Linked DNA regions of Homo sapiens: regions 1, 2 and 3 are each linked to region 4. A link is a contact called in ENCODE Hi-C data. All regions are on one chromosome and are shown on one strand. The core of a region is the stretch at or near the end of the contact, and the rest is flanking DNA. Distances in the headings are between cores, read along the strand shown.

Region 1 (2,700 bases), core at 80-2,579, 1.3 Mb before region 4:
AAATAATTTATCCTACAACTCCAAACTATTTCTTTATCTTGGCTTCTTTTCCTTTCTTAAAAAAGATCTCTAAGTGCCCAAAAGGCTAAACTTATCATATAGAATTTCACTGTAACAAATACTGCTATATTATACTTCAAACTTGTATTTTATTTTATTTTATTTTATTTTAAGACAGGGTGTCACTCTGTCACCCAGGCTAGAGTGCAGTGGCATGATCATGGCTCACTGCAGCCTCGACCTCCCCAGGCTCAGGCGATCCTCCCACCTCAGCCTCCCAAGTAGCTGGGACTACAGTGTATGGCACCCCGTGCCTGGCTAATTTTTTTCATATTTTTGTAGAGACCAGATTTTACCATGTTGCTCAGGCTGGTCTCCAACTCCTGGGCTCAAGTGATGCTCCTCCCTCGGCTTCCCAAAATGCTGGGATTACAAGCATGAGGCACTGCACTCAGTCCAAACTTGTTTTCTTATAAAAGGACTTTGTAATAAAAATTGGGTCAAAAATCACATAAACATAGTTCAAGGAGGCAGGACTTCAGACTTGAAAGAAACAGGTATCCAGCTTCCCTATTAAGAATGAGTGATTGAGAAGAGCTTTGGACCTAATAATGGAAAGATGCAAACAGTCTCACTCCCTTCTCCCATCCCACATTAAATAATAATCATCATCATCATCTTCCCAGCTAAGGAACTAATCCTTGCCTGTTCTTTGTTCTGTTTGTTTCGAAGCTGGGTTGGTTTTCCTTAGAGGACCGGTTGGCATTTTAGAGGTGGGAGTGAATTGCTGAAGAATCGTCCTCAGTTGATTGACACCTGCCTCTGCACTGCTGTTCGGCCTCCCCTCCCTCCCCCACTCTCTGCTCTCTCCTGCTCTGTCACAATGCTGAGGCCACAGTCAGCACTGTCACGGGGTTTAACTTTTATTCCTGCATTCCTGTCCACTCACGCCTCTCTTTGTAGGGATGAAATCTGCAGAGCTGGAATCGTGGATTCACTTGAATGTGGAAAGCAGCATGACTCAGCCCTCCCAGCCTGCAGAATGCGGGTTGGGACTGCCGTGATCCCCCAACACGATTTCCCCTAATTTCTTTTATCCCTTGTCATCTTTTATTAGCAGAGCTGATTTTATTTTTAAAAACCCATGAAACTAAAAACCAAACCAAAATTGTTCTTCTGTGAAGGGAGGGCATGCGCAATGAAGTATTCTTCCAGGCGAGGTGAGAGTTTCTGCTCACTCACCCTCACGCTGTCTCCTTGTGGCTAGGAGCACATGTTTGCAAGTTGGGAGGCTAGGGTCACGGATACAATCAGCTTGTGACCACAGAGTAGGAAATAGCAGCTGGCTGTCACTACGAAATAGTACATCCATGGTCTCACTGGCACATGCATTAAACCAACAGAGTTAAATGCTCCTCATCAGTTATATCCAGCCTTTGTGAGTTCAGCGGCACCCATGACTCTTCATTCCGGATGGTTTGGCTCTTAGGCCAGTATTGGAGCAGATTGTAAGGTGGGAACCAAGTGAGTTTGGCAGAACCTAAGACTGAGGTCAAATGATCATAAGAATTATTCAGACCTCAAATATGACACTTAGGCCTCAAATATGACTCTTTCTAAGAGGAGATTTTTTTCCTCCACACAGATGATAGGGTCTGAATGAACCGAATTAAAATATAGCCAGTTTTGAAGCACCCATGGGTGCGCGTCTACAATTTTTATGTGGCCATTCACAAACCACTGGATAGGTAATGCTGTACTAAAAGGAATTTAAGCCTGTCAGGTTAATTACACAATATTAGGTACGAAAACAAACAGTGCAACACAAAACATAGCTACATCATTATTTGCAGTAAATGTTAACTCTAAATAAGTGCAACCTGTCTGTAAATGCTTGCTATAAACTAATTAAAAAAATAAAATTTGATGGATAAACATGAAAAAAAAATTCTCACCGAGAATTTTTTTTTTAAATATCAGCACTCATTTAGAGTTTGGGATTTGTGAAAGAAAGCTTTAAAAGGAGCAAACCTGATTGGCTGTGGCTGTTGCTGCGAAGGGGACACTTGTTGCAGGAGTTGTTGCTGCAGAGACAGTGGCGGACGTAGCGCTGTGCATCATGGGTACTTTCAGGAGGGGAACCATGGGAGCAATGAACAGGAGGGTGTAGCATTATGGTAATAGAAGTGGTATTTTGGCATGGTGAATATCAGAGCAGCAAGCCATCATGGGTTAAACCAGCAGATGGCATGCAATCACAATGCAAAGCAAGGAAGCATGGGAGAGAAATAAAAAAGGGAAAATAGCTTATTACAAGTACAATTAAAGGAAGTTTTAAAACATAATCAGTGATTCCCAGAAAGGCCAAAGCAGATTACTTTGGTTGATGTATTTATAAACATTTTATTTCTAACAATAGATCCATTCCCAATTCAGTGTATACAGTGTATGCAATAATGGTTGTTTCTAAAATTGTGAAAGGTGATGTCCAGTGAAGTAAGAATATGTGATCATCACTTTTAATCATAAACTCTGAGACATCCAAGTCTCCATATGGAGACCTAATTTGGGATAGGATGTTCTTTGGAATTATGGTTAAATTGAATTTTTTTTTTCAATTTAGGACTGCTTATATGAAATGCAACTGCTGTGGGTTGTGGTTTATTTGAATCAATAAATGATGGAGCAAACATCATAGCC
Region 2 (2,700 bases), core at 180-2,679, 1.5 Mb after region 4:
TTACAGCAGAAAACAAAACAAAGCCCCTGACCTCATGGAACACTAAACAGAGGGCAGTGACATCAATGTAAATGTTGAGTGCTAGGAAGAAAAATAAAGAAGGATAAGATGATTCGGCAGGGTTGGGCAGAGCTCGCTATTTTAATTGTGGTGGTCAATAGGATGCCATTCAAGCTGAAAACGGAAGTAAGGGTAAAAACTAGGCAGACATCTGGGGAAAGACAATCAAGGTCCCGGGGAAGTAGCATGCCTGGCACATTGAATGAAGAGCAAGGAGGGTGGGGAGGCTGGGGCGGAGTGAGCAAAGGAGAGAATAGAATAAGACATCAGCGTAGGACCTAGGGAATATCTTTATCATGATTGCAAGCCTTCTGCGCTGTCTGTAATAATAATATTATTATTTTTTGAGACGGAGTTTTGCTGTTGTTGCCCAGGCTGGAGTGCGATGGTGCGGTCTCGGCTCACTGCAACCTCTGCCTTCCGGGTTCAAGCAATTCTCCTGCCTCGGCCTCCCAAGTAGCTGGGATTACAGGCGCCCGCCACCACGCCCGGCTAATTTTTGTATTTTTAGTAGAGACAGGGTTTCACCATGTTGGCCAAGCTGGTCTCGAATCCTGACCTCAGGTGATCCGCCCACCTCGGCCTCCCAAAGTCCTGGGATTACAGGCGTAAGCCACGGCGCCCGGCCTGAAATAATATTAACAACAGCAAAAGATCATTTTGCAGGCCAGGCACGGTGCTCACGCCTGTAATCCCAGGACCTTGGGAGGCTGAGGCGGGAGGTTGGCTAGATCCCAGGAGTTCGAGACCAGCCTGGACAACAGGGCGAAACCCATCTCTACCAAAAATTAGGCGGGCGTGGTGGCGCACGACTGTATTCCTAGCTACTCAGGAGGCTGAGGTGGGAGGATTGCTTGAGCCCCATTGGTCGACGCTGCAGTGAGCCGTGATCGCACCACTGCACTCCAGCCTGGGTAACAGAGGGAGACCCTGTCCCCGCCCCACTAAAAAAAAAAATCATTTTTAAATTGCAACCTCCCATCTCCATCTGCAACAACTCCCCGTTCTCAGCTCAACTGATAGGTAACCTCTAGAGATGGCTGTAGTACAAGAATGAAAAAAGGTACTCATTCATAAATCTGATCCATAGTGGTGGCATTTCCGGGAAAAACGTTCCATACCCCTACCATCCGGGCGACCCCAATTGCACCTGGCGGACCAGGCAAGGGCGGAAAGGAGCAGCGCCTGCGCGTGGTGAGCGCGGCCCCGCCCAGCCCGCTAGTGGGCGGGCAGAAACTGGCCACAGAGCAGTCTCCGGAAGCTGCCTCTGGCTGCTCTGTTAACGTGTCCCGCGAGCGAGGCGCGTCGCAAAAGGTCGCGGCGGAACTTCCCTGCGCTTTTCAGACCATACTCTTTACGGTACTAGGCACTGCTGAGCTGGGAGATGTCGGCGGCGTGTTGGGAGGAACCGTGGGGTCTTCCCGGCGGCTTTGCGAAGCGGGTCCTGGTGACCGGCGGTGCTGGTTTCATGTAGGTAATGGCGCCGCTAGCCAAGCAGTGGCTCCCCAGAAACCCCTACCTTTTCCCGCAGCTCTGCTTGCCCTAGGTAATTTGGGTCCAGCTTTGAGGGGTCCTTATTCTGATATGGGGAGGGTCCTAATGCACGACCTGGACCAGCTTTTCTCTCTCTGGCCTGCAAAGAAGTGGTTCCTTTGAAACTGACTTCTTTAAAACGCCTCTTCCAAAGCTGCGTTACTCTCCGCCCTTCTGTGGCCGGAGGTGCTCACCATGTCACTCCTTGAGTGCGTGCAAGTTACCCTAAGCTGCTCACCGACTGCTTCCCACCTCCAGCCTAGAGCACCCACACCCCACGATGGGCCCTGTACATATAGGCACCCCCAAAACGATTTAAGGACTATAATAGGACATCTATGTAATCAGCAAACTTTTACAAATCCACTGTTGACACCCTTTTCTTCCTCAGACCCACATTCGAGCAGCAAGTCCTCTCTACTTCCAAAGTATATCCTTACGGCGACCACTTCTCACCAGTTTCCCGTTTCCACCCTAGCCCATGTTTACTGTCATCTTTTGCCTCGACTGCTGCTGTAGCCTCTTGGTTGGCCATAACTGCGTCCACTCATGTTCCTTTAAAGCCTGTTGCTCACATACAAGTCAGTGTTTCTTAAGTCAATCAGATCATGGTAGAAGCAGGATTTTACTTCAGTGGTTCCTGCCACACTTAAGAATAAAGCCCAAACTCTACCATATCTAGAAAACTCAAGTGCCCAAGCCCTACTTTTGCAACCTGATCTGCTTTTCTGTACCTGCCATGCTTCCCCTCTTAGTTCTTGGAACACACCAAGATACACACTTCTGTCTTGAGGCCTTTGCACTTGCTTCCCCTTTCCTTAGGCTGTTTGCACCACTCAATTCTGGTTTTTATTCAGATAGCACCTCAGAGAGTTCTTACCTGACCACCATATCTAAAATAGCCCCTCTCCCAACTAGCACACTTAACCTCTACCTGAAATTATATTGCGGATTTGTGTCTGCTTGTTTATTGCTTGTATCCCCACTCTAAAATGCAAACTCGGTAAGGACAGAGACTACTGTTCATTCAGCACCTGGAAGAATGCCTGGCCCATTCTATATAAGTCTTTAGTAATTGTGGAATGGATGAATGCAAGAGTAATAAAC
Region 3 (2,700 bases), core at 104-2,603, 1.4 Mb before region 4:
CAGTTCCACATATAACAGCATTTAATAACTGGTAAATGTAGATGAAAATGCAGTCAGTATCAGAGGACCTGTTTATTATATCACTAACTTGTCAGTGGCCTTTTCTAAAATCAAGTTTCTAAAGACACTAGAGAAATCCACATTAATATCCTCAGAAGATTTTTAAACTGAGTACGATGTTGAGAAAAATTATGTACATTTCAGAATACCAGACGGTGATAAATTTTGTCTCTCTGTTAAAATTTGGGACAGTAGAAAAGATTCTACACCCAGATTTGGAGGCTCTGCTTCCAGTTCTGCCAATGAGATCATTTCCTTTACATATCTGTATTTCATTTCTTTGATAGTAAAAAGGGAGTAAGAGTATCTGTTCCCACTTAACACAGGGTTGCTGTAAAGGGCAAATGAGATAATGCTGAAAAAAATGAAGTACTAGATAAAAGGAGGGTGCTTGCTTCTTTCCCCTCCTAACTCTAGTGATGTGGCCTTGAGAAGCCACAAAGGGTGAAGAAGGAGCCGGAGAAACTGATCAAAGGAGGTAAAGAACTCCTGAGGGCAAACCGAGTTGAGGGTGAAGCTGGAGGAAGAGACAGGCAAAAAAGATGGGAGTCAAAAACAACAAAGCAGCCACCAGACACTAACCAGGTGCTTCTCCAGAGTCCCTGTGCTGAACATCCATGGTGATGGGGGCCTAGGAAAGCAGAAAAGCAAGCATTCCCAAACAGCGGGCACTCGAGAGAATATACTGGCCCCTGTGGGAAAGGCATTCTAAGAAGGCTCTGGATTGGGGTGACAGAATAGGGTCCCATATGAAGGTAACATTTGGAGAAATCTGGATCCTCCTTAAGAAAGATGGGTGAGACGCTGAAGGGAAAGAAGCCAAGACCTGTGTTGACAGTAGATGACTGCACTGCATGAGGAAGCTGGTGTTGCTATCTGTTTTAGCAATATGGTGGGTTTAAAAAAAAAAGAAACCAAACAGACTAGGACTCCTGTCCCAGAAGGGGCTGCCTCTAGCTAGTACTGTGAATTTAGAAGATTAACCTAATCTTGGTTTCCTGAGTTTCTTGAAGTATAAAATGAGCTGGACTGGATAATTCCTAAGATACTCTGAAGTTAAAAATCACAACAGACATGGTGGGTCACACCCACAGTCAACACATATCATTGACTAGGTTAATTGCTGAGTGCTTAGCACTGTTCTAAGAATAACGTCCAACAGGCTGATCTTTAAGAGATATGAAAGTGTGCATCAGGAGTAAAGCCAAAAATGTTGGGGGAAATCTTATGAGATCTCATGGGGCCAAAACATAAGCAGGAGGTTTCACTTCTACAAGCGGAGCCACTACTGCCAGCATGCTCTGACTCAACAGCAGAACTCCAAAATGCACTCATGACCTAGGCAGTTCCATTTCACAGACAACGTTGTTCAAACACAAATATTTGGGATGGTTTTAACTACGTGAATACTGAAGGCTATACTGAAAACTGCCTGATGTGGCATAAATAGCTAGTAATGAACAATCGAACAATCAATACATCATGTACTTATCCATCCACTCAACACATATTTATATACTAAGTGCTAGCCACTATTCTAGACACTTACATCAATGGACAAAGCAAATAAAGCTCTGTAATTAGCAGAGGGCGCAGACATCAACAATAAACATAACAAGTCAATTCTGGGTTTACAATAAAAGTGTTAAGTGCAATGGAAAAAAAGATGTGGATCAGGTGGTGGGTGGGGAGCACAGGTGCCACAGTTTTAAATAAGATGATCCCAGGCCTTGTTGGGAAAGTGGCTGTGAACAAAGATGGGAAGGGTTTCTGGGAATCTGCTCCCTACCGTGCAGGTTCTAGGGGAAGAGCATTCTAAGCAGGACATGCCCTAGACAATGCCTGAGCCGGCGACAGCATGCCTGTCAGTGCAGGGACCAGCTGTGGGATCCATCTCTACAGCCTCCTGCAGGACTCTGGCAGTGGAGGAAATGCTCATTTGAAGCTAGACCTCAGGAATTCGGGTGCCAAAAGTGGCCTCAGAAAACAAATCTGGCACTTATGACAGACTGACTTAGAGGGCTGACTCTGTTATTTAGGAAGATGAGGTGCTTTGTTAGTGGGTGATGACAGTTACTTTCATGTTCTATTTTCATTATCAGTTTTGCAGGTTGCCTTCATTTTCCCCCTTTTCATCATTTCCCCCTTTTCATCATTTCTTCCTTACCCCCTTTTCATCATTTGGACATAAAGCTAAAGATGCAAAATTCTCAAACTGTTCAATGTATGTGTTATTGTTAACCTGATCATGAGTAAGATACCACCTTGCTTACATCTTAAACATCAGCAGATATCTCACCAACTTCAGCCCATCTTCCTTGAAATTTCCTTTAAGGGCATGACCAGCTCAGACGGTGACTGATGCAGGTCTAATAATTTTATTTCTGTGTGTAGTCTGTGGACAAACACTTTTTTATTGACAAGAATTTCCATAGTGTTGACTGTATTCATGAACCTGATTATAAATGTATAAATAAATAAAACTAGTTCTTTTAAGCAGCTCTGCTTAATGGACTGAATGAAACATCAGAAATACTGGCTGTAGCATCACTTAGCTGTAGAATGTTAATGGGCTTCTCACCGAGACAGCTTTTTAAAATATCAGTAACTCAAAAGAACTTGATGTGTTTATCAAAATAC
Region 4 (2,700 bases), core at 114-2,613:
TGGAGGGCAGTGGCGCAATCACCGTTTTCTGCAGCCTCTACCTCCTCGGCTTAAGCTACCTTCCCGCCTCGACCTTCCAAAGTGCTGGGACTACAGGCGTGAGCCACCATGCTCAGGCTTATTGGCACTTTTCTGTGCACTTTTAAATGTAATCCTCTAAATCACTCTTCTCCACCTTTCCTGTGCATAGGAATCACCTGTGGTTCCCGTTAAATTGGAGATCTTGATTCATTAGGTCTGGGGCGGGGCCTGAGCTTCTGCATTTCCATTGAGCTCACAGCTGAAGCCTACCCTGGACCACACCTTCCAATGGAAAAGGCTCCAGTGTGATTTCTAGCCACTAGTATTATCTGCGAACTTGGGAGAAATAAAATGCAAGTTCTCGGCCCCCGCAAGGGCTCTACTGAATCCGAAACACTGTGGGGAGGCCCACCACTCTGCAGTGTTTTAACAAGCAAGTGGTTAAAGTTTGAGAGCCACCCGTAAGTCACGGGTTTCCTAACATGATTGGACACTGGAATCACCTGCGGATTTTTTTTTTTTTTTTTTTTTTGAGACGGAGTCTCGCTCTGTTGCCCAGGCTGGAGTGCAGTGGCGGGATCTCGGCTCACTGCAAGCTCCGCCTCCTGGGTTCACGCCATTCTCCTGCCTCAGCCTCCCAAGTAGCTGGGACTACAGGCGCCCGCCACTACGCCCGGCTAATTTTTTGTATTTTTAGTAGAGACGGGGTTTCACCGTTTTAGCCAGGATGGTCTCGATCTCCTGACCTCGTGATCCGCCCGCCTCGGCCTCCCAAAGTGCTGGGATTACAGGCGTGAGCCACCGCGCCCGGCCTGCGGATTTTAACTAATACTACTGATGCCGCATCTCACCCCCCCTCCCGAGATTCTCAGGTACGGGGCGTGGCCTTGGCGGCGGCCTTATAAAAGCTCTCCCAGGTGATTCCAACCTGTAGTAACACTTGAGAACTGCGTGAGGTGGGGACTTCAACTTTAACTGGACTTATTTTCCTCCTATGTAAAAGGTGGACAATATGCAAGTGGTCCTGACTTTGCTTCCAGATTTTGGCAACTCCAGAGCCCTAGTTCGGTCTGGAGAGCCAGCTTCCCGCCCCGTGTCCTAAGGCCTCTGTCCGAGAACCCAAAGTCCTGGGAATGGACCCGCGGGAGCGGACCCGCGGGAGCATCTGTGACGCCGCTCAGCAACCCGGCGCCGCCCCGGCGGCTCCGACGTGGCCCAGTGTCCGGCTGGCGTGGGCTCTCCAGGCCGCACCCACTAAACCGCGCCGGAGCGGGACACGCATGCGCCGGTCTGGACCCGGCACCCAGTAACGGACTCGAGCTCCTCCCACCGGAAGTGGGCAGCCGCGCAGCGGGAAGAGCCGGCCGAAGCGTGGCGGCCACAGACTGTGGGTACCGGGTCCGAGGGACTCGCGCTTTTCTCTCCGTGCCATGGCGCCAGCGAAAGCCACGAACGTGGTGCGGCTGCTACTAGGCTCCACAGCGCTGTGGCTTTCGCAGCTCGGCTCCGGGACGGTCGCCGCGTCCAAGTCGGTGACTGCCCACTTGGCCGCGAAGTGGCCCGAGACCCCGCTGCTGCTGGAGGCAAGGTGGGTGCGGGCCGGGCCCTCGTCCGGGCGGGTGTGGGCGCGCTGCCACCCTCAGCCGCGCTTTCTTCGTGCTCGCAGCGGGTGTCTGGCTCCCACCCGGGTTCTCCAGACGCCCCCGCTCTGGCCCTGAGCATCACCACCTCCTTCCTTCCCGACCCGGGGCGGCTTCTCGGTTCCCGTGCAGCACTCACTTGCAGTTCCTTTCCCCCTCAGTCTTACTTTACCTACGATTTTTAAAGCTTCCCTGCCCTGCTTTAATACGTTGGGATGTATTAGCATTTACGCGTGGCACTTAACGCAAGAGCTTCTACTGGGGTAGGCAGTTCTGTTCAGACAGTGCTTAAAGTACCTAGTTTCGTAATGATGACATCATACCATCAGCTCCTAGGCTTACTATGGGGAGGGCAGCTTCCTGCAAGGTAATATTTTTCCTGTATCTCTTCCAACGGAATTAGTTCATGACCTGTCATTTACTCTGCAGAACAAAACTTGTAGCTATTGCATTTTGCCCTTTAGTATTCTAGTTGAGTAAAATTAGAAAGTTCTTTCTCTTAGCAAAAATGAAGTTTTACACCAATGACTTAATGGCTGTTCACCACAGCAACAGTGTGTGTCCCTAAAAAGAGACTCCATGACTCCACATAAGTTCATGTATTTGATGCTAAAAGTTCTTTTTTTTTTTCATTTCTATAGTTTATTGGGGAACAGGTGGTGTTTGGTTACATGAGTAAGTTCTTTAGTGGTGATTTCTGAGATTTTGGTACACCCATCACCCCATCAGTATATACACTGCACCCAATTTGTAGTCTTTTATCCCTCACTCCCTTCTCAACCTTTCCCCCGAGTCCCCGAAGTCCATTGTGTCAATCTTATGCCTTTGCATCCTCATAGCTTAGTTCCCACATATCAGTGAGAACATACTATATTTGGTTTTCCATTTCTGACTTACTTCACTTAGAATAATAGTCTCTAATCTCATCCAGGTTGCTGTGAATGCCATTAATTGATTCCTTTTTATGGCTGAGTAGTGTTCCATCATATATATGCCACAGTTTATCCACTCGTTGATTGATGGGTATTTGGATTGGTTC

The links. A loop is a pair of places that touch in the nucleus more often than their neighbours do. Pooled maps may share reads with other maps.
Region 1: a loop to region 4 is called in a pooled map, with 2.3 times the contacts of the local background. The contact joins the enhancer-like site here to the promoter of UGGT2 in region 4. A Hi-C loop is called at or near these places in 4 of 50 pooled maps.
Region 2: a pooled map shows a loop between it and region 4 (5-fold over the local background). The contact joins the promoter of TGDS here to the promoter of UGGT2 in region 4. A Hi-C loop is called at or near these places in 2 of 37 single-sample maps with no recorded cell type and 9 of 50 pooled maps.
Region 3: a loop to region 4 is called in a pooled map, with 5 times the contacts of the local background. The contact joins the enhancer-like site here to the promoter of UGGT2 in region 4. A Hi-C loop is called at or near these places in 2 of 50 pooled maps.

Annotation. Positions count from the first base shown.
Region 1 is chr13:97,365,885-97,368,584 of GRCh38, reverse strand. All of the region lies in intron 8 of MBNL2 (muscleblind like splicing regulator 2), which reads right to left. Among named protein-coding and RNA genes, the nearest start is that of RAP2A, 67 kb to the left of the region's middle. Within about 2 kb of position 1,329, at least 6 of the 41 ENCODE cell types and tissues checked have a DNase peak (open chromatin) inside an H3K27ac peak, as active enhancers do.
Region 2 is chr13:94,594,881-94,597,580 of GRCh38, reverse strand. It overlaps TGDS (TDP-glucose 4,6-dehydratase), which reads left to right and starts at 1,429. Exons shown (of 12, transcript NM_014305.4): 1 at 1,429-1,530. The coding sequence starts at 1,445. RefSeq lists an enhancer at 1,256-1,565.
Region 3 is chr13:97,458,789-97,461,488 of GRCh38, reverse strand. All of the region lies in intron 1 of RAP2A (RAP2A, member of RAS oncogene family), which reads right to left. Among named protein-coding and RNA genes, the nearest start is that of RAP2A, 26 kb to the right of the region's middle. RefSeq lists enhancers at 1,109-1,218, 1,579-1,628. Within about 2 kb of position 1,353, at least 2 of the 41 ENCODE cell types and tissues checked have a DNase peak (open chromatin) inside an H3K27ac peak, as active enhancers do.
Region 4 is chr13:96,052,064-96,054,763 of GRCh38, reverse strand. UGGT2 (UDP-glucose glycoprotein glucosyltransferase 2) reads left to right here and starts at 1,363. Exons shown (of 39, transcript NM_020121.4): 1 at 1,363-1,609. The coding sequence starts at 1,452. RefSeq lists an enhancer at 1,102-1,601.